Regions from separate parts of the Homo sapiens genome. Here region 1 is linked to region 2. A link is a loop called in an ENCODE intact Hi-C map of the cell type or tissue named here. Cell type or tissue: Caco-2. All regions are shown on one strand. Each heading gives the region's core, and the rest is flanking DNA. Links, peaks and the distances in the headings are about the cores only. Region 1 has its middle 4.8 kb from the start of MIR124-3. Region 2 holds the start of LOC105372719 (a long non-coding RNA gene).

Region 1 (8,888 bases), core at 562-8,561, 54 kb after region 2:
TTCCCAGGCCGGGCAGTGCAAAGCCAGGAGCAAAGGCACCCCTCACCATGTGGCACCTCCTGCCCCTGCTGGCAGAGCCCACAGATCCCAGGCACAGGATGGGGAGGGCAGTGTGGCTCCCTCCCAGGCCTCAGGGAGTACAGGGACATCTGGGCAGAGGGTGGGCAGGATTTCAGGCATCCTACCCCCTGCTAAGGGAGGCCCCCGGAAATCAGGAATTGGGGCCTAGGGAGCTGAGCAAGCCTGGTCCATTCTCTAGAAGTTTCTCCTCCTGCAGGGCTGGAAAGATAGGTTGCTCTTCTGGTCTGTTCTCTGTAAATGCTCCCCCAACATCCCTGGGTGGGGTTTCCTCTTCCCAAAGCCTGCAGGGCCTGAAGGGTGAGCCCCTCACTTGGTCTCTGCAGCCTCCATCGTCAACCCTCAGGGCTCCTGTCCTCCTCTCCCTGCACCCTCCCTCAGCATTAGGTGGGGGTTCCTGTAAAGCTCTGGGGTCAGGGTCTGGCCCTCAAGATCCCTGTGAATTTGGCGACTGCATCACTCTTACCACTGCCACCTTCCCTGTTCTGCTCAGGGCCAGGTTGCTCCACTCTGCCCTAGTCTCCTGGGGCAGCTCTGAGCTTCTGCACAGTCACCTTCGGAATGCAGGCACCTCCCAGTCCCCGGATCTCCCAGCACTGTTTCACCCCTCGTTGGGTGGAGCTCAGGAAGGGCCTAAGCTCTCCCCATCCCTGCCTCTCGCCCCACCCCTGCCTGGCATCCTCAACAGCCTCACTGGTCCCCCACCAGAAGGCTCTTCCCTTCCATCAACCTGCACAGAGACTGTTGCTGGCGGGGGAACCAGGGTGAAGGTGCCTCTCTGGGCTCCCAGAGTTTCTTGCCCTGGTCTGAGGGGCAGGAAGTCCTGCCATTGATGCCTTCCCTCCCAGTAAAGACAACTGGCAAAGAAACAGATGGTGCCCTTGAGCTGAGGATTGCAGGAGGGTTTAACAAGTGACACGGGCAGTTGTGGGGAAACCCAGGGACAGAACGGCATCCTGGGGCTGGAGAGGTTGAGGCTGCCACCCCTCCAGACCAGAGGGATGTGGTGAGTAGTCCTGCAAGGGGCTTGGGGGCTGACACTCCCTCCCCTCCTTTCCCTCACATCCTCCCCTCCCTCAGCCAAAGCCAGAGGCTCAGAGCCCATGGTGCAGCACAGGTGGCCACCAGAGCCAAGGGGAGGAGGGGATCTCTGTGCACTGGCTGGGATGCAGCACATCTTCACAGTCAGTCATTCACACATTAGTGAGAATTTGTGTCTAAGCCACTTCCAAGGGAAGATATAGGGAGAAAGAAGGCTTGGAAAGACAGTGGGAAACAGAGCTGCACAAAGTGGTCCTGGGGATGGCCAAGGGATGAGACCATGGTGCACCTCCAAGGGCCCAGTTCATCCTTTGCCTCTGCTCCTCCCCAGCAGACACATTCAGCTGCCTCTCCTGAGAATGCAGGCCCACACTCCCTTGTCCAGCCTGAGAAGCCCCCAGTGACAAGGAGAGTGCCCCAGATAGCCCCAGGGTCAGCCCACCCCAATCTGATGCCAACTCCAGGCACAACTCCCATCAGGCGAGCGTGGGAGGAAAATAGCAGATTTTCAAAAGTCACAAATTAGAGCATGAAATCCAATGCTTGACATAAGCCTTCTGTGCAGAAACCGTGAGGCCCTCCAGAAGCATGGAAGCCCCTGTGGCGACTGAGCCCCTTTCCTGACAGAAGATCTCCCTTCTATCCACTCTTTCGTTTAAGTAACTGTGTTTTAAAGACAGCTTTCTATTTCCGCTATTAGTGGAAAATCACTATCACTTGCCCTAAATAAACAATACCCTAAATGAACACAACTGCACTTAAACAGGCTCACCTGCCCCTACCCACGTCGCACAGCCACTGAAGGCTCTGAGCCCAGCGCCTGCCCTCATTGTCAAAACAAGGACATTCTGGAGTGTCTGAGACTCGAAGACAAACCAGCACTAACAGGTCCTTTCTCTGCACCCTACAGGTGCGCCATCCTTAGCCCCCACCCCAGGATACCGCCCTGTTAGGTCCACCCTGCCTGCTTTCCCAGAGCTGCCCCAGGCAGAGGGCCAGCCCCAGGCAGGCAGCTGGGCACAAGGAGCAGGCTGTGTGTCCTTCCCTGCAGCAAGACCCAGGACAGCACAGAGACCCATGCCTCTCTGCGACCCGGGGAAATCCCAGGGCTCTCATGCCCCCTCCCTGGAGGGTCTGCACTGGTCAGACAGGAGGGGTGCATTCTGCCTGGTGGGCTGCTGTTCTGCTCAGCCCCAGGAATCCCTCCCATTTCTTAAGCCCATCCTTCCTTGGGCTTGTCCTCTCCTCCCCTGCCCCTAGATGCCTGGCCCCAGTTACACAGGGAGGTAGGCGGCCCTAGGGCAATGGCCTGGGGTGGACGCTCCAGTTTCTTCCCAGCATGGCACACTCCTGTGGCATTTGACTTAGCGGTGGAGGGGGCATCCCCCAAGAGTGAGGTAAGAGAATACCCATGTCCCTAAAAGCAGACAGCAGCCTGAGAAGTCCCTTTGATGGCCCTCCTTTCTTGCTGGAGTCATTCCTGAGAGGTAAATGGAAAGAGATGGAGATGAGCAAGAGGAAGTTGAGGAGGAAGATGGTGCAGCGATGAGAGAGAACCAAGAAAAGGCGAGATGGCAACACATAGACCTATGGGAGAGACATTCAGAGATGAGGAGAATCATAGAGGCCAGAAGGAGAGATGCAGAGACAGGGGAGACACAGAGACCGGGGAGAGACAGAGACAGAGACCAGGGAAGAGACAGCGACCAGGGGAGAGACAGAGACCAGGGAAGAGACAGTGACCAGGGGAGAGACAGAGACCAGGGGAGAGACAGAGACCGGGGAGAGACACAGAGACCAAGGGAGAGACACAGAGACCAAAGAGAGAGACAGAGACCAGGGGAAAGACACAGAGACAGGGGGAGACAGAGACCAGGGGAGAGACACAGAGACCAGGAAAGAGACAGAGACGGGGGGAGACACAGAGACTGGGAGGACAGAGACCAGGGAGAGAGACACAGAGACACAGGAGAGACACAGAGACATGGGAGAGACTCAGAGACAGGAGAGAGAAAGAGACGAGGGGAGAGACACAGAAACCAGGGGAGACACAGAGACAGGGGAGAGACAGAGACCGGGGAGAGACAGAGACCAGGGGAGAGACAGTGACCAGGGGAGAGACACAGAGACCAGGGGAGAGACACAGAAACCAGGGGGGGGCACAGAGACTGGGGGGGACACAGAGACCAGGGGGAGAGACACAGAGACACGGGAGAGACACAGAGACTGGCAAAAACACAGAGACCAGGGGAGAGACTCAGAGACAGGAAAGAGACAGAGACCAGGGGAGAGACACAGAGACCCAGGGGCAGGTGCTGAGAGAGTGATGGGGACCTGAACCCTGAGAAAGGACTGGCAGATGTGTCCTGGAGGGAGGGACAGAACAAGGGCCGTTCCAGCCCTACCCCGGGACCATGAGCTGCAGGCCATCCAGCAGCTGTCAGCCCAGCCAAGGATGGCCTTGTTCTCTGCACCCCGAGCCAAGCCACTTCTGAGGGAGCTCCACCTTTGGAGGATTGGTGCCTGGGCCAGCTGGGCCCCACAAGCGCCTCTGTGGTGGAGCTCCCTCTGGTGGGGTCCTGAGTGCTGGGGCCGCTGAGAACATAGGGGGAGGGGCATTGAGCCAAGTCCCGCCCTTGTGACCAGGAGGGGGCTCCATGGGGGACACCTGAGGGCCTGAGGAAGGAGAGGGCGCCCTGTCAGATGCCGCCTGCTCCCACTTAGAGGTCAGGCTGTAACTGAGGAGGCCACACAGAGTCCCCACCCCATGTGGACTCAGGGACAAAGAGCCCTCACCCTGTGGCCACGCTGGCCGCATCCAACTTTGCTGGGTCCCATGGAGGGGGACCCAGGGCTGGGAGAGACCCTGCCCCAGCTCTGCGTAGGTCTGTTCTGGGTGGTCCTGAGGCCCAGGTTCAAAAGGAAAGTGCCCTAAATGGGTGTCCTGCTGCATGCCTGGGGTGGCCCCAAAGCCAAGCAGGAGGGGTTCCCGCTGGAGGAGTCGAGGCCACAAGGCCCCAGAGCCTTCTCGAAGCTCCTGCTCTCAAACTCCTCCATCTTTCTAGAGAAGAGAGCAGTGCTGGGGCAAGCTGCTCACCCCTCACTCCTCCAGGGTAATTTGCTGACACCAAGATCCCTAGGTGGGGCCAGCAGGGGCCAGCCTCCCTACCCTCCCCGCAACACACCCTCTAGGACCCTAGGCTAGGCTTGGAGGCAATGGGAAGGAGGCAGCTGCCCAAAGCCAAGAGGCGCCCTGTAGAGGGGGCCAGCCCTGGGCAAGGGGCGGGGGCCGGGGGCTGCTGGCCCAGGCTCCATATCCCCAATTCCCCAGCAACAGTGCATGGCCAGGGAGGCTGGGACTGGCCAGGTTCGCACCTCAGGCTGAAATATTGGCCCCTGGGGAACAAAAGGCCTATTCCCGCCATGGGCCAGGCACCCAGCTCCCCTCGCTCCACACTGGCTCCCGCCTCCCTGCCCGCCCAGGCGCAGTGCTTACCTGGCCTCTATTCTGCCCAGCTCTCAGCCCAGTAGCTCTGGCGGGACCCACAAGGAGTTCCGCCTCTGGGACGGTCAGTCCAAGGTCTATGTATTCCTTCTCACTGGGGCCAGGGAGGAGGGGGCCAGGCCGGGAGCAGAGAGAAAGGGGCCGTGGCCTCATTTCCATGCGGAGGCCCCAGGCCCTGTGCTATCCCCACCCTATTGTGCGCCTGGGCGGGCTGACAATCGAGGTCTTTGTGGTCGGTTGCTGCACTCCCACCCTCAGCGCTCAGGCAGGCGGGGTCCCTGCCACCCGCTACAAAGGGTGAGGAGGAGCAAGACCAGGAGAGGCCCTCCCTCTCCCCACCAGGCACGGGGCCCCACGACTGGCCTCGTCCAGACCCAAGCCCAGGGGACAGGTGTGGAGGGAGCACCTGCAGATGGAGTCTCCCTGCTCCCTGCACCTTGCCTCTGAGTTTGTGCGTGGGGCCAGTTGCCATGTTTGCACTCCCACCCCCTAGTCCTGGGGATCAAGCTGCCTGGCAGTGTCCCTGGAGCTCCTGGGGGTGGAAGAGGGCCCCTGCTAGGTGGGATGGGCCTTCGGGGGCCCCTGCTCCTCATGGCACCAAGCATCTGCCCACCTCTGGAGGTTAAGCCTGGCGTGGGAGGAATGGGAGGCCCCCTTACCCACAGGGGAGATGTTTGGGGTCACAGTCACAGATGCTGGGTGGGAGGGGGACCCAGGCCTTGCTGCAGAGCCAGACAGAAGTCTCCGCCATCCCTGGGTGAGGCACTGGGTGGGGGCCTCTGAGCTCCTTTGACCACCCCAGCTGGAACTGGGAAGCTGTGGGCCACTGGGAGGCAAGGGTCCCCACCCCCTCTGCCACCCACATCTGTACTGTGGGCACCTCCATCTGGCCTTCCACATCCTCCCCACCTCCGCATGCTGCAGGGGCTGGGTGGGGGGTGGTCTGCAGCAGACTCCAAAGGAGGCGAGGGTCAAGGGTCAAGAGGTGGTGAGCCAGCTGTTCCCAGATGTGGGCCGCGGCCTTTCCTCTTTCTGGAGGAATGACAGGCCTCCCGCAGAGGAGGAGCGGGTGGTGACGAGGGAGAAGGAGCGGAAAGGGAGGGGTTCTCCACGGGTTCTGTTGATTTGTTTAATCCCACGCTATTCGGAGGCTTTCACGGATGGCGGACAAGAGGGAGGGGGAGGGGGTGGGGGTCTCGGCCCGTGTTTCCTCCCCTCCTCCCGCTCCCGCCCCCGCCGGAGCCACCTGACCCGTAGCGAAGTTGCCGGCCCCGCTGCGCGCCGGCCTTTGTGCGCACCGAGGCGGCCGCCGGGAACCGGGAGCCCGAGCTGGCCCGGCAGCGCCGCCGCCCCCACCTTCGCGCCCCTTTTCACTCCCCCACTGTCCCCGGAGCTGGCAAATAAACAAATCCACAAACAAATTATCCGTGTGCTCCGGAGAGGCGGCGGCGTGGGCGGCGGCGGAGAGAAGGCGCCGGGCAAGGCGAGACTAGGCCCCCGCGGAGCGGGGGAAGCACAGACCCCAGCCCGGGCCCGGCAGCAGTAAGTTGACTTTTATGAAACCTACGAAGCTCGCGGGGCCACCGAAAAGGTCCCCACCGGAGCGGACTCTGCGGGGCGGGCGGGGCAGAGGCTGCAGGCGGGCTCCCCTTCCCGCGCGGCTCCTACCGGCCGGCTCCGCCCCCAAGCCCTGGACGGCCCTTCCCCCAGCCCGCCTGGCTGGGGGCCGCTGCACACCGGGGGTGGAAGTGGGGAGCCGGGGACCCCGATCGCTACTCAGGACTCCAAGAGGGGCCGGGTTCTTCTAGGGATGTACAAAAATCTAGGGTGACCCAAGGGAAGGGGGCGACCCCCAGCCTTCCACCTTACCCACCCCGGCCTGCCAGAGAGCCCTCCGCCAAAGGTAAAGTGGGAAGGACGAAGGTGCTCCGCCAGGTGAGGGAACAGGTCTGCCAGGGGCGGCGATCCACCCTGCCCCAGGTGGAGCCGGTCCTGTACGGAAAAGAGACCCAAAGAAAGATTTGGGGTCCCCGAAGCCAAGGTACCGATGGGGGGTGCTAAGGAGTCTTTCCCCTTAGAATGGGAACAAGCTCCAAGGAGCTGGAATCCCGAGGCGTCCTGGACCCGTCCAGGAAGCTAAGGGTGGGGGACGGGAGGGGAGGGGGCCGGGAGCCGGCCTCCCTGGCCCCAACCCTTGGTGAGAAGAGGGCTGGGGGTATAAAGTCCGAAAGTGAGGCGGAGGTTTCAGGGTTCCGTTTCAACACCATGGACAGCGGATGCCTCAGACTGGGAGCCTAGGACCGCCCTGGGGACTGCCCCCGTTTCATTAGGGTGAGGGTCCGATTCCGACCACTGGAGGCCAAGGGCAACTGTCTCCAATGAAGCGGGGCTGCTGCAGCCTGGCCTCCCCAGCCCTCCAGCCCCTCCAGCGTCCGGCTTGCACCTGCTGAGGCTGCCGGCACCCGCAGGCTTGGGGCAGCTTCCAGAGCTTTGCGCTTGGAACAGAAGGTTCCCCTTGGGCTGTGGAGGAGTAGAGGGCTTGTGCGTGACCTGTGAGAAAGAAAGATTGTCCCTGACACTTGCGAAGGGCGAGGAATTGCGGCTGGGAAGGGTCAGGTTGAAGCCGCACCAAAGGGGGAGGGGCGTCCTGATGGTTGAGGACCGGCGGAGTCGGTGCGGGCAGAACCAACCCGAGTTCCTGCCGCCCTTCCTAACCGGCTGTCCATGGGCTGGGCAGTGCTGGAGAGGGTGGAAAAGGAAGGAAGCAGGACCTGCTCCCAGGGAGGCCCAGGCTCTGCTCCGAGGGCAGATGGCGCAGGGGCTGGGTTGGCCCTAGGAGGAAGGAGATGGGGACAGAGGCCTGCCGGCCGCGCCGGCCTGCGCTCCTTGCAGTCTAAACAAAGGCCAGCGGGGGAGGCTCCGGACGGTGAGGCTTGGGGAAGCCACTGATCCCTGGCCCTAGAGGGCCAGATCGGGGGCGCCCCAAGGACCCTATCGAGCTGGCAGTGACTGCAGTCGGGCCGTGGAGTGTCGCCTGTGATTCCGTGGTCCCTACGGGCAAGAGCTCCCATCCCGGTCTGAAACTGTGAGAACCGCAAGCTCCGATGGGGGCGGGGAAGGACGACCTTTAATTCCCACCCCACTGTACGGAGCCCAGCAGGGCCATCCGCAGGAGGCCGGCGGGACCCTTGCCTTTCTCAGGACTGAGAGGCTTGGAGGACCGCGGTGTGAGCTGCGCGGCAGAGTGCGTTCTGCAGGCGCCAGACAGGAGACGCGAACCCGCGGTCAGGGCCCGAGTGCGGGTGCGTGTCTGCGGGTGCCGCTGGGCTGCGTGCCGGCGAGGCGTGCGCGTGGCGAGGCGTGCGCGTGGCGGGGTGTGGCTAGAGGTGTCAATGTGCAGCTGGAGGGGCTGCGCGCGTGGGTGCAGGAGGGCCATGTGAGGGGCTGGAGTGTGTGGGAGACAGGCGTTTCCTTGGGTCTCCGTGTGGCCGCCGGGCGCAGGGCACGGTCGAGGGCGCTCGATGGCTGAGTCCGCGTGAGCCGAGGAGCGCGCGGGGCGGGACGCGGTGCGAATGCGCGGGAGGCACGAGGCGCGCAGTGCGTGTGTGCGCGTGTGCGCGGCGCGCGTGCCCCGCAGTTCTCAAGGACACCTCGGGGAGGCAGCGGCGGGGCCGGTGTCCGGGTGACGTCACCGCGCGCCCCAGTGATAATCGGCCGGTGCCGGAGCGGAGCGCGGATACGCGCGGAGGCAACGGCGACGGCGGCGGCGGCGGCGGGCGCGGGGACAGTTGCATCGGGGCCGGGCCGGGCTAGCAGGAGCTGGGCGCCTGCAGCGTGGACCCCGTGGACACTCGGCTCGCAGCCGGCCTGCGGCGCTCGGGGACTTGCCTGGCTCCCTTCTCGGGGTTCCCGCGCCCTTCTCCGCCCAGGGCAGCAGCGCGCGGGGCCCCCGGGAGCCGAAGAGCAGGCGGGAACTGGCGGCGGCGCGGGAGGCGCAGGGAGCGGAGGCGGCAGCAGCGGCTCCCGCCGGGACTGGTAATTACGCTCGGGGCCGGGCCGGGGCGAGCCGGGCAAGCGGCCTCTCTGGGTCTCCCCGTCTTTCTCTCCACGAACAGCTCGAGCGCCTTCTCGCGGGCCCGCTGCGCGCGGAGAGGACGAGCTCGCTGGGTTGTAAAAAGAGACGAGTTTTCATCTTTGAGCATCGAGATTCGTTCTTTTAACCGCATTCGGTGCGCGCTCCTGGGTCGGCACGGGCAGGGCGACG
Region 2 (8,888 bases), core at 372-8,371:
AATGCGTTGGCAGAGACGGGGGTGAGAAGCAAATAATCTGTTTTGGTTTTGTACATTCTGGTAAATTCTGCAAGCGAGACTCCCAAACAGCTGCCTAAGAGTCCAGGGTAAAGCTACGGGTGACAATGCCAGGTAGCAACGTCTCATTCAGCATCACTGACAGCACCAGATGGAAAGAGCCCCCGCCCCTTCCATACACGGATGCTCATGCACCACAAACACACACACACACACACACACACACACACCATAGAAACGTAGACATGCAAATTTGCATGCATGCAAACCTGCATGTGCACACACAGACACACACGTACCACACACCACACACACAGATACACACAGACGCACACTCACCATACATCCCACACATAGGCACACACATACACACACACACCACACATACGGACACACACATGTGCACACAGTCTGTGTCTGTGGTTACTGACCAGGAGGGAGTGTGTGGTTGGGGGCTTACGGGGTAGGGAAACCTGGTTTGGTCTCCCTGCTCAAACCAGCTCTGAGGCCTCCTTAAGACTCGGTTTTCTCATGTGTCGCATGTTGGTGAAGGCTCCTGCCCCACCACCTCCCAAGGAGGTGATGGAACTTCAAACATGGTGACAGATGGAGAGGGCAGCCTGATGGGGAGGAGATGTGATGAGTGGGTGCCGTGAGCTGCGGACGGCACCGTGCTGCAGCCCACCTAGGTGTACTTTGGATGAGCAGAGTTGAGGCAGTCAGTAGGTTGGGGCAGTTGGTAGGGAGGTACCCCTCTGGCACGGGAAGGGCTCACTTGAGGCTGGATGCATGAGACATCCTCGCCGGGACAAGGCAAAGGCCCTCTCCACCCCAGGTCCAGCCTTCACAGAGCTGCCAGAGGTGCTGCTTAGAAGCAGAGTCCAGAGGCAGCAGCCAGGGGCTGGCCAGACTGGAAACTATGGAAGAGGTGGGAGGACCACAGAGATCCTCTTCTCAGGTGAGGGCTGCCTCCCCCGCTCCTGCTGTCTCTGATTACTTGAATCAGTGCTGGACAAAGGACCATCTCATGGAAAAGCCTCACCAAGTACCTCCAACCAATCTTCCATCTTCGGCTCAAATGCCCCCTGCTCATGGAGACCTTCACTCCCTGGCACCCACACTCCCTGGCACCCACACTCCCTGGCACCCACACTCCCTGGCACCCACACTAGGCCAGTGCCCCGGTTTTATGCCATTATAAAGCAACACATTTCCTCTTTGTGGCTCTTAAGTCAGATGTGACCACACGCCCAGTCCGGCAACCGCACGGGAGGTCTCTCCCCCTAGACTGTGCTCCATGGGGTGGACCCAGGCCTTGTGCTGTTTTTACTTATATCCCCCATGGAGACCAGAGCTAGGCACAGAGTACAGCAGCACCCCAACTTTCAGCCGGTTACCCATACATCTCTCATGTCATTAAGAACAATGAAACTATAGCACACACACATTCCAGTGGAAAAAAATAATTTTCAAAGTTCCCTGGAGTTCGTTGCAGTGGAATCCATGGCCCAGGTGAGCACAGCTGCAGGGAGCTGCGCGGGGGGAGCCGCAGAGCTGGGCACTTGCGAATTAAGTCCCGGTGACCGGTGACTGCCGAGGCTCTGGCAGGCGGAGGGCGGGGTGCGGAGATGCCGTTCAGAACCTCGGACAGCGCCGCGGCCCATCCGGCCAGCCAGAAGCTGGGTTTCATCTGTTTTCTTGGGGACTCCAGGATTACGGAGTATTGCCATGATAGGGGCCAGAGTGCTTTATCCCCCAAAGCACCCCCCAAAACGCGGCACGGGTGCAGGCTCCGGCCTCAACACCTGCTGCCTTGCCGTGTGATCTGGGGTGGAGCTTCCTCACGTCTCTGGGGCTGTTTCCCACAGGAGGAAGAGGTTTAGTTCAGCCTGGAAGGAGGGCATCCCATCTGAGCCGAGACCTCTTTGAGGGTCCTTGTATGTCACCTGCTGTCTGTCGCTGGTTCGCCTTCTGGCATCTTTGATACCTCCCCAGTCAGAGACCTCTGTTTGTGCCAAGAAGTCATCTGCTGTGTCTTCAAACAAGACCGTAGGAGGCAGAGCCTCTGGTGCTGGCACATCGCAGAAGCTAATACCTCGTCACCAACGGAGTGAAGAGACCACGGCTTTCCCCTTTCCTTCCTGTATTCCAGCTTGCATGGATGCCAGCAGAATTCAATCTAAAGTGGAAAGAGAAAAGTAAACAAACCTGAGAACTTTCTGGATCTCTGCAGAGCTGGGCACTTTGCCAGTACAGGTTTTATTGGAGGGAAGTGGTGGGTTGCTTCCTCGTGTTCCCATCGCACAGGCTGGAGTAAACTAGCTCCGTAAGCAGGCTTGCCTTTGGCCGACAGATGACAACGTGTCTGCATGTAGACATAGACTTTACAAAGGGCTAGAGATGGCTGGTGGTTCTCATGGGGAGATGGCCCTGAGGCTGATCAGTGTCATTCCAGTCAAAGGGCTGCCTCTTAGGGGCACGTGACATCCCCCAGCACCCGACCTGCCCGGACAACCAGCCACCAGGCAGACAGGAGTGAGGGGGTGAACGAAGTATGGACTGAATCCACAGCCTACCTGGACAACCTCACCACGAAGACAGGAGTGAGGAGGTGAACGCAGTGTGGACTGAATCCACAGCCTGCCTGGACAACCTCACCACGAAGACAGGAGCGAGGGGGTGAACACAGTGTGGACCAAATCCACAGTCTGTCTGGACGACCAGCCACCACGCAGACAGGAGCGAGGGGGTTAACGCAGTGTGGACCGAATCCACAGTCTGTCTGGATGACCAGCCACCACGCAGACAGGAGCGAGGGGGTGAACGCGGTGTGGACCGAATCCACAGTCTGTCTGGACGACCAGCCACCACGCAGACAGGAGCAAGGGGGTTAACGCGGTGTGGACCGCTGTCATGGCTCACAGCAGCCTCAACCTCCTGGGCTCCAGTGATCCTCCTGCCTCAGCCTCCCAAAGCACTGAGACGAACATAGACGCAGGCACACATGCACACAGGCTGTGAAATGTATGTCTCCAAGTGGCTGCGGGCCCCTGAAGGGCTGCTGCAGCCCTGGGGCTTTGCTCTTCAGAGCCATGTCGAGGGAGCAGTAGCGGGAGCCACATGTGACCCCCAGATCCAGACAGAGACCACTTCCAGCCCCCAGGAGGCCCACACTCCCCTCCACTCCACAGCGCCCCCAAAGGTGCCCACGTCTCTGACCCCCACCCTGGGTGAGTAGGAGCACGTAGCAGGTGCCCCTCACGTGCAGCTCTCTCATCCACACATACTCACACATGCTCACACAGGAAAGCACATGCCCGCTGTGTCCTGCTGCATTGCTGGGCAGTGTCCACTGCACGTCGCTCGCTGCATTGCTGGGCAGTGTCCGCGGCATGTCGCTCTCTGCATTGCTGGGCAGTGTCTACTGCACGCCGCTTGCTGCATTGCTGGGCAGTGTCTACTGCACGCCGCTCGCTGCATTGCTGGGGAGTGTCCGCTGCATGTCGCTCGCTGCATTGCTGGGCAGTGTCCGCTGCACGCCGCTCGTTGCATTGCTGGGCAGTGTCTACTGCACGGTGGACGCTCCTGCACTCATGGATGCTCAGGCTGCTTCCCGTTGGACGCGATTGTGAGTGACGCTGCTGTGAGCCTCCAGGTACCGGCCTTGGAGCCAGCAAATGCTTTCATTTCTCCCATGCAACATCTGGGGCTGGAATTTCTGGGTCATATGGTGGGTGTATATTTGACTGTACTAGAAAGTGTCAAGCGGTTCTGAAGTGGCCGCACCATGCACAGCCCCAGACAGTGTGAGCGTCCGCTGCCTGCAGCCCCCCAGCACTGCCCAGCCAGTCTTTCCGGTTTGGGCCATTCTGGTGGGGGTGAGGCAGCACTGCACAGGGTCTTATTTCCATTTCCCGAAGCCCATATGTTTTCTCTCTGGAGGACGGGGGACTCAAGGCACCCTCCCCGCCCCCTCCTGCCTTCTCCATAAATCTCTCCCTCTGAAAAACACAATCAATAAGCCACAGAGCCCAACATGCGACCGCAAAGCCGCTCCATTATTAAGTCTGTAATTGCTGAGAATTAATTTGCTAATTGCACGCAACTAATCTGCGTCCTTTCTGTTTTATATCAATTAACAGAGTAATTAAAAAAAGCAATCTTCGTGTCAGCTCCTCCCTGGCAGACTTAGCCTGCCAGAGCTAATGAGACAGGCCACCCTTCAGCCAACCTCATTAGTGACGACCGTGCGGCCAGGAAGTCCTTGATGTGCGATGTGCAGTAGCTAACAAGGGCCCCCCTGCCGCGAAGCAACAACTTGCTGGGCATGGAGCAGGGACCCACGGGTCCCCATCATTGCCTCCGGGCTGGTGGGACCCACAACTGTGCCAACACAGGGGCTTTGCTGGGCTGGCAAGTGCAGGGGGCCCCAGCCAGGCAGTTTCAGAAGAGCAGGCACGACGCCAAGGCCTAGGAAGGAGGCCACAGAGGCCCGAGTATCCCAGGGGGTCTTTGCTGGGATCTGGCATTGGGTGCCTCTCCCGCTACGCAGGGATGGAGAGAAAAGACACCGAGAGTCCTGGGGCTGATGAAGAGCTTGAGCTCGGAGCCTGACCACCCACAGACAGCAGAGTGATAGACGCCTCCATGACACAGAACGCAGCCCTCCCTGCCTCCAGCCCACAAAGCCTCCTCCTCCACAGCCCGACAAGGGCCAGTGCTGGGCCAGCTGCTGGAGGACAGACAGCCACGCCAGGGGACACCACAGCTCCCAGCTCCCTCCTGCGCCTCCCCGGCCACCATGAGGATGGAAGACAGCACCAAGGACGAAGAAGAGAGCCTGAGCAGAGGCCAGGACCTGGGCCAACTCAGGGACCAGGCAAGCACACCTTGCCATCTTGCCTGTCCCCTCTGCTGAGCAGGACTATTGCTGGGACTGGCCCCCTCCACAGCACCCAAGCCAGCCTTGGGCAAAAGGTGCTGTCATCCCAGCTGACCCCTGGTGCCAGCCCGGTACACACCAGTGAGGGGATCACCAGGGAGGCCTGGTGCCAGCCTGGTGTGCGCCAGTGAGGGGATTGCCAGGGAGGCCTCCACACAGACTGACCTCTTTTGGTGCTGGGGGAGGGGCTGCCACTGTAGATGCTCTCAGCTGGGGAACCTTCCCCAGAGCAAGCTGCTGGATGTGCAGGGGCCCCGGGCATGCTGTCCAGCAGGTCCTCCCAGGCTCCCAGCTGCCCCCATCCATGGCCTTCCGACACAGCCGCCAGCCGCTGACCGACATCAGGTGCCTGTGCATTGCTGGGCCCACCCTCCAGCACTGTCACGTTCATCTTAGCAATGGCTCATGAGGTTGGATGGCTCCTGTCCATGCTCAGCCAAGGATCCACTCAGAGCAGTTCAGTGGCCTTCCCCTGGCTGCAGAGTAGAGCCGGATGGAGTTGGACCTGGACGCAGGCCGCCCCCAGCCTGTGCTCCTGGCCACCGCTCAGCCTGCCCCTGCTGCCAACACGGTCCGAATGACCACTGTGTGTCCCATGCGCCTCCACGGGCCCAGAGGCTTGTGTGTGCCAGGCTCAGCACCTCAGGACCCTCGGTCTGATCGCTCGATGCCCAGGAAGCCCAGGAAGTGCCTGTGTCCCCCTCATCCCCTGCACAGTCACCCCAACACGAGTCCCTGCACCCCCCTTCCTGACCTCCCTCACCCTGCACCTTTCTCCTGTACCCTCCAGGTCCTGGCCCCTCCCCTCCCCCAGAATGAGCCCTTCAATTTCTCACCCAACGAAAGCCTGGCCCTGCCCTGAGGCCCCCGTCAAGGGGCAGGGGCAGGGGCTGCTCCCACCCTCCTGTCAAGGCGACTCCATTCCTGGGCCATTCTCCATCCTCCTCCCCAAAGTCCTCGCCTCCCGGGCCCAGGCTCTGCCACCTGCCTGGCTCAGCCTCCAGCCCAGCCCCCCGCCTTCCATCTCCCCTTGCCCACCAGAGGGTGGGGCCCCAGACATGGGCTCTTGTCCCTCTGGCCTGCCTGGCCCCCCCACATGCACACAGGGTGAGGCGGGGCAGGGAAGCTGGGCCTTGGGTATCCAGCCCTGGGGAAGAGCCAGGCCAGGGTGAGGCTGAGGGTGCTCAGCTGCCAGGTGCTCAGGAAAGCAGGGAGCAGGAAACTCCTGGAATTGGGAATTAAGTGCAAGGAGAGGGGATGTGTGGAGCTGGCAGCATTCTGCCAAGTGCTCCCCCAGAGAGCCAGCTGCACTGGAGCCCACACGCACAGAGCCCGGGGCGTGGCACTCATACACACGCTCGTGTCTGCCTTCACGTGTGTATATGAGTGTGGAGTGTGCACACGCATGCTTGTGTGTGCTTGAGCACATTTGAGTGTGCACCTGTGGCTGCGGTGCCCAGGTGCATGTATGTATGCTCCCGTGCAAGCACATATGTGTGTGCATTGGGAGGCAGGAACCATGACGACTGCACAGCCCAGCACGGCGCCCCCACGGTCACCCGCCCTGAAACGAAAGGGACCCCCAGGTCACCCAGGCTGGAGGGTTTCCAGTTGCTCCCCTCAGGGTCACTTAAGAGTCAGGCGAGTCCACAAGACCTGCTACTGCAAAATCACAGCCTGCAGCATCTCAGGGCCTGTCTTCCACCCCAGCCCATTGTCATTCTGCATAAAAGCAGAAAAAAAAAAAAGGCACCAAACTGCACCAAGCGTGCAACAGATGCAGCTCAAACAAACTCGTGTACGACACGGAAGAGACAAAAGCGTTGCCGGCAACTTGTTTGGGACACACGTGATACAGAAAGGTGACGAAACATCACAGATCAGTGGGAAAACAACTAAACTGCAAACTGAAGAATGGGCTTGGGCAGACCACTCACAGAAGAAATCCCAAAAGCCAATAAATGACTTGAAACTATCCAGTGTCACTATTAAAGAAATGCAGATTTAAATAAAGTTTGACTTTCAAACTAGCAAAAAATGTATGAAACTATGAAGCTCGATGCGTGTGATCATCAGCAGAGGCCGACGCTGCAGGCAGGGCCAAAGCTTCTGACCCTGGCCCCCAGGGAGGAACCCAGAGGCCAGTCAGGGAGGGGCAGCGAGCTCACGGCCAGGCAGCGCCACAGCACTGGCGACCCTCAGGGAGAACAGGCACTACCCAGGGCTGGATGCGTAACGGGCCCCCCGGCCACACCCCACCGCCCATCAGAGCCGCAGCTCCTGAGAACGCATCCGGAGGCAAGGCCAAAGTCAGCCATGGCACAAACATTTGTGCATCAAGGTCCTGTTGCTCTGCAACAACTCACCACAAACAGAGGGGTGGAAACCTCCATGTCATCGGACGGCCCAGCGGTCAGAAGTCCAACGCCATCTCCCTGGGCTGATGTCTGTGCAAGCAGGGCTGATGCCGTAGCTTTTCCGGCTTCTGGAAGCTGCCACAGCCCCTGGCTCATGGCACCATCCTCACATCCTCTGAATCCACATTCTCCTCTGAATCTCCCGCCTCCCTCTTTCCACTGTAAGGACCCTGTGATGACACTGCACCCTCAGACCCTGGTAACCCAGGGTCATCTTTCCACCTCAGGGCGTCTGACTTAAGCCTGCCTGGAGGGTCCCTGTGGTCACATTCATGGGTTCCAGGGTTCAGACACGGCCACTTTGTGGGATCATTACTCTGCCTACCACACCATGTGGCCCTGTGTGTGTTTTCAGGGGGCATTTGCGCTTATATGCAAATAATACATATATGAATAAACGTGTGAATGGTGGTCACGTAGGAGAGGGCATCTGTATGGGGCCACACCTGTATCTTCGCTGTGCTTTCCACTTGTTATTTTCTAAAGGGTGGATATGATCTTACAGAGGATAGCTCAACGTCCAGTTGTGGAAGGAGATGGGACGAGGGTTGGATTTACTTGGAAACACAATGGTGCCCACAGAGCAGCCAGGACTGAACTTGGCCTGGATCTACCCTGAGCCTGCTCAGTGCAGTAGGGGCTGGTGCTGCTGTGGCTCCATGGTTTCAAGTTAATTTTTGATCCATTTCAAGTTAATTTTTGCATATGGTGTGAGGTAAGGGTCCAGCTTCATTCTTTTTTATGTAGATGTGCAGTTTTCCCAGTGCCATTTGTTTGGGACTATATTTTAATTAACTATTTTTTTTTGAGACAGGAGGACCCCTTGAGCCCAGGAAGCTGCAGTGAACCAAGGTCATGCCACTGCACTCCAGCCTGGGTGACAGCCAAACCTATCTGCATAAGGTGGTCCCTGAGCACAGCCGTGGTTTCTGCACCATGGTGGCCCTTGTCCCTCAGCCTGCAGTGGACACAGTGGATGTTGTCCCCAAGCTCCTGTTGTCTGGAGCCTTTCTAGACACCCGTGACCCATGGACCAGCCCAGAGACCTCAAGGGTCACGGCAACAAGCGTATTGTGGGAAGGGAGGGCCGAGATGACGCCGGCTGCAGAGACTGGCCAGAGCCAGAGCCAGATGCTGGAGAGTCTCATGGGTCCCAAGGTGCCCACAGGGCAGAAAAGCCCACACGTGGTGATGGGAGGGCGACCTGGACCACACACGTGAACTGACGCTCAGCCGCAGAGTCCTGGGGCCATCACGGCAGCCCCGCAAGGGCTCTCAAGGTCCTGGTTTCCCAATGGTCACACCGAGGCAGAGAAAACTGAAGCGTGGACCACTGTGGCCCGAGGCCAGACCCCAACCTCGCCGGGCTTGGAATTAACCCCGGGTAGATGGCGGCACGGGCTTAGCTGACCTTTTCCAACGTCTCATCAGCCCCAGGGCTCCTTGCTGTTAGGGTCTCCAGGTTTAGCAAATGAAAAAACAGGTGCCCAGTTAAATTTGAATTCCAGAAA

Evidence for each region. Hi-C counts contacts between places; a loop is a spot of excess contacts. Peaks named below come from ENCODE experiments on the same cell type or tissue, not always from the same donor. Only the 100,000 strongest peaks of a DNase experiment are listed, where the experiment ranks them.
Region 1: it touches region 2 in a loop (2.3-fold over the local background); 7 of 110 quality-filtered maps call a loop at or near these places.

Annotation. Positions count from the first base shown.
Region 1 is chr20:63,169,226-63,178,113 of GRCh38, forward strand. No RefSeq gene overlaps it. Among named protein-coding and RNA genes, the nearest start is that of MIR124-3, 4.8 kb to the right of the region's middle. RefSeq lists enhancers at 3,319-3,895, 3,896-4,470, 5,047-5,621, 8,522-8,888. In Caco-2, for the core only: a CTCF peak has its summit at 3,712 (motif pointing left); DNase peaks (open chromatin) are centred at 3,724, 4,727 and 7,380; H3K4me3 peaks cover 905 bases; H3K27me3 peaks cover 777 bases.
Region 2 is chr20:63,114,956-63,123,843 of GRCh38, forward strand. It overlaps LOC105372719 (a long non-coding RNA gene), which reads left to right and starts at 1,281. Exons shown (of 3, transcript XR_936993.3): 1 at 1,281-1,530; 2 at 1,887-3,673; 3 at 4,161-6,998. RefSeq lists silencers at 1,549-1,749, 4,857-5,040 and an enhancer at 6,868-7,369. In Caco-2, for the core only: no CTCF peak of the experiment used is centred there; DNase peaks (open chromatin) are centred at 1,676, 4,326, 5,106, 5,666 and 6 weaker places; H3K27me3 peaks cover 989 bases.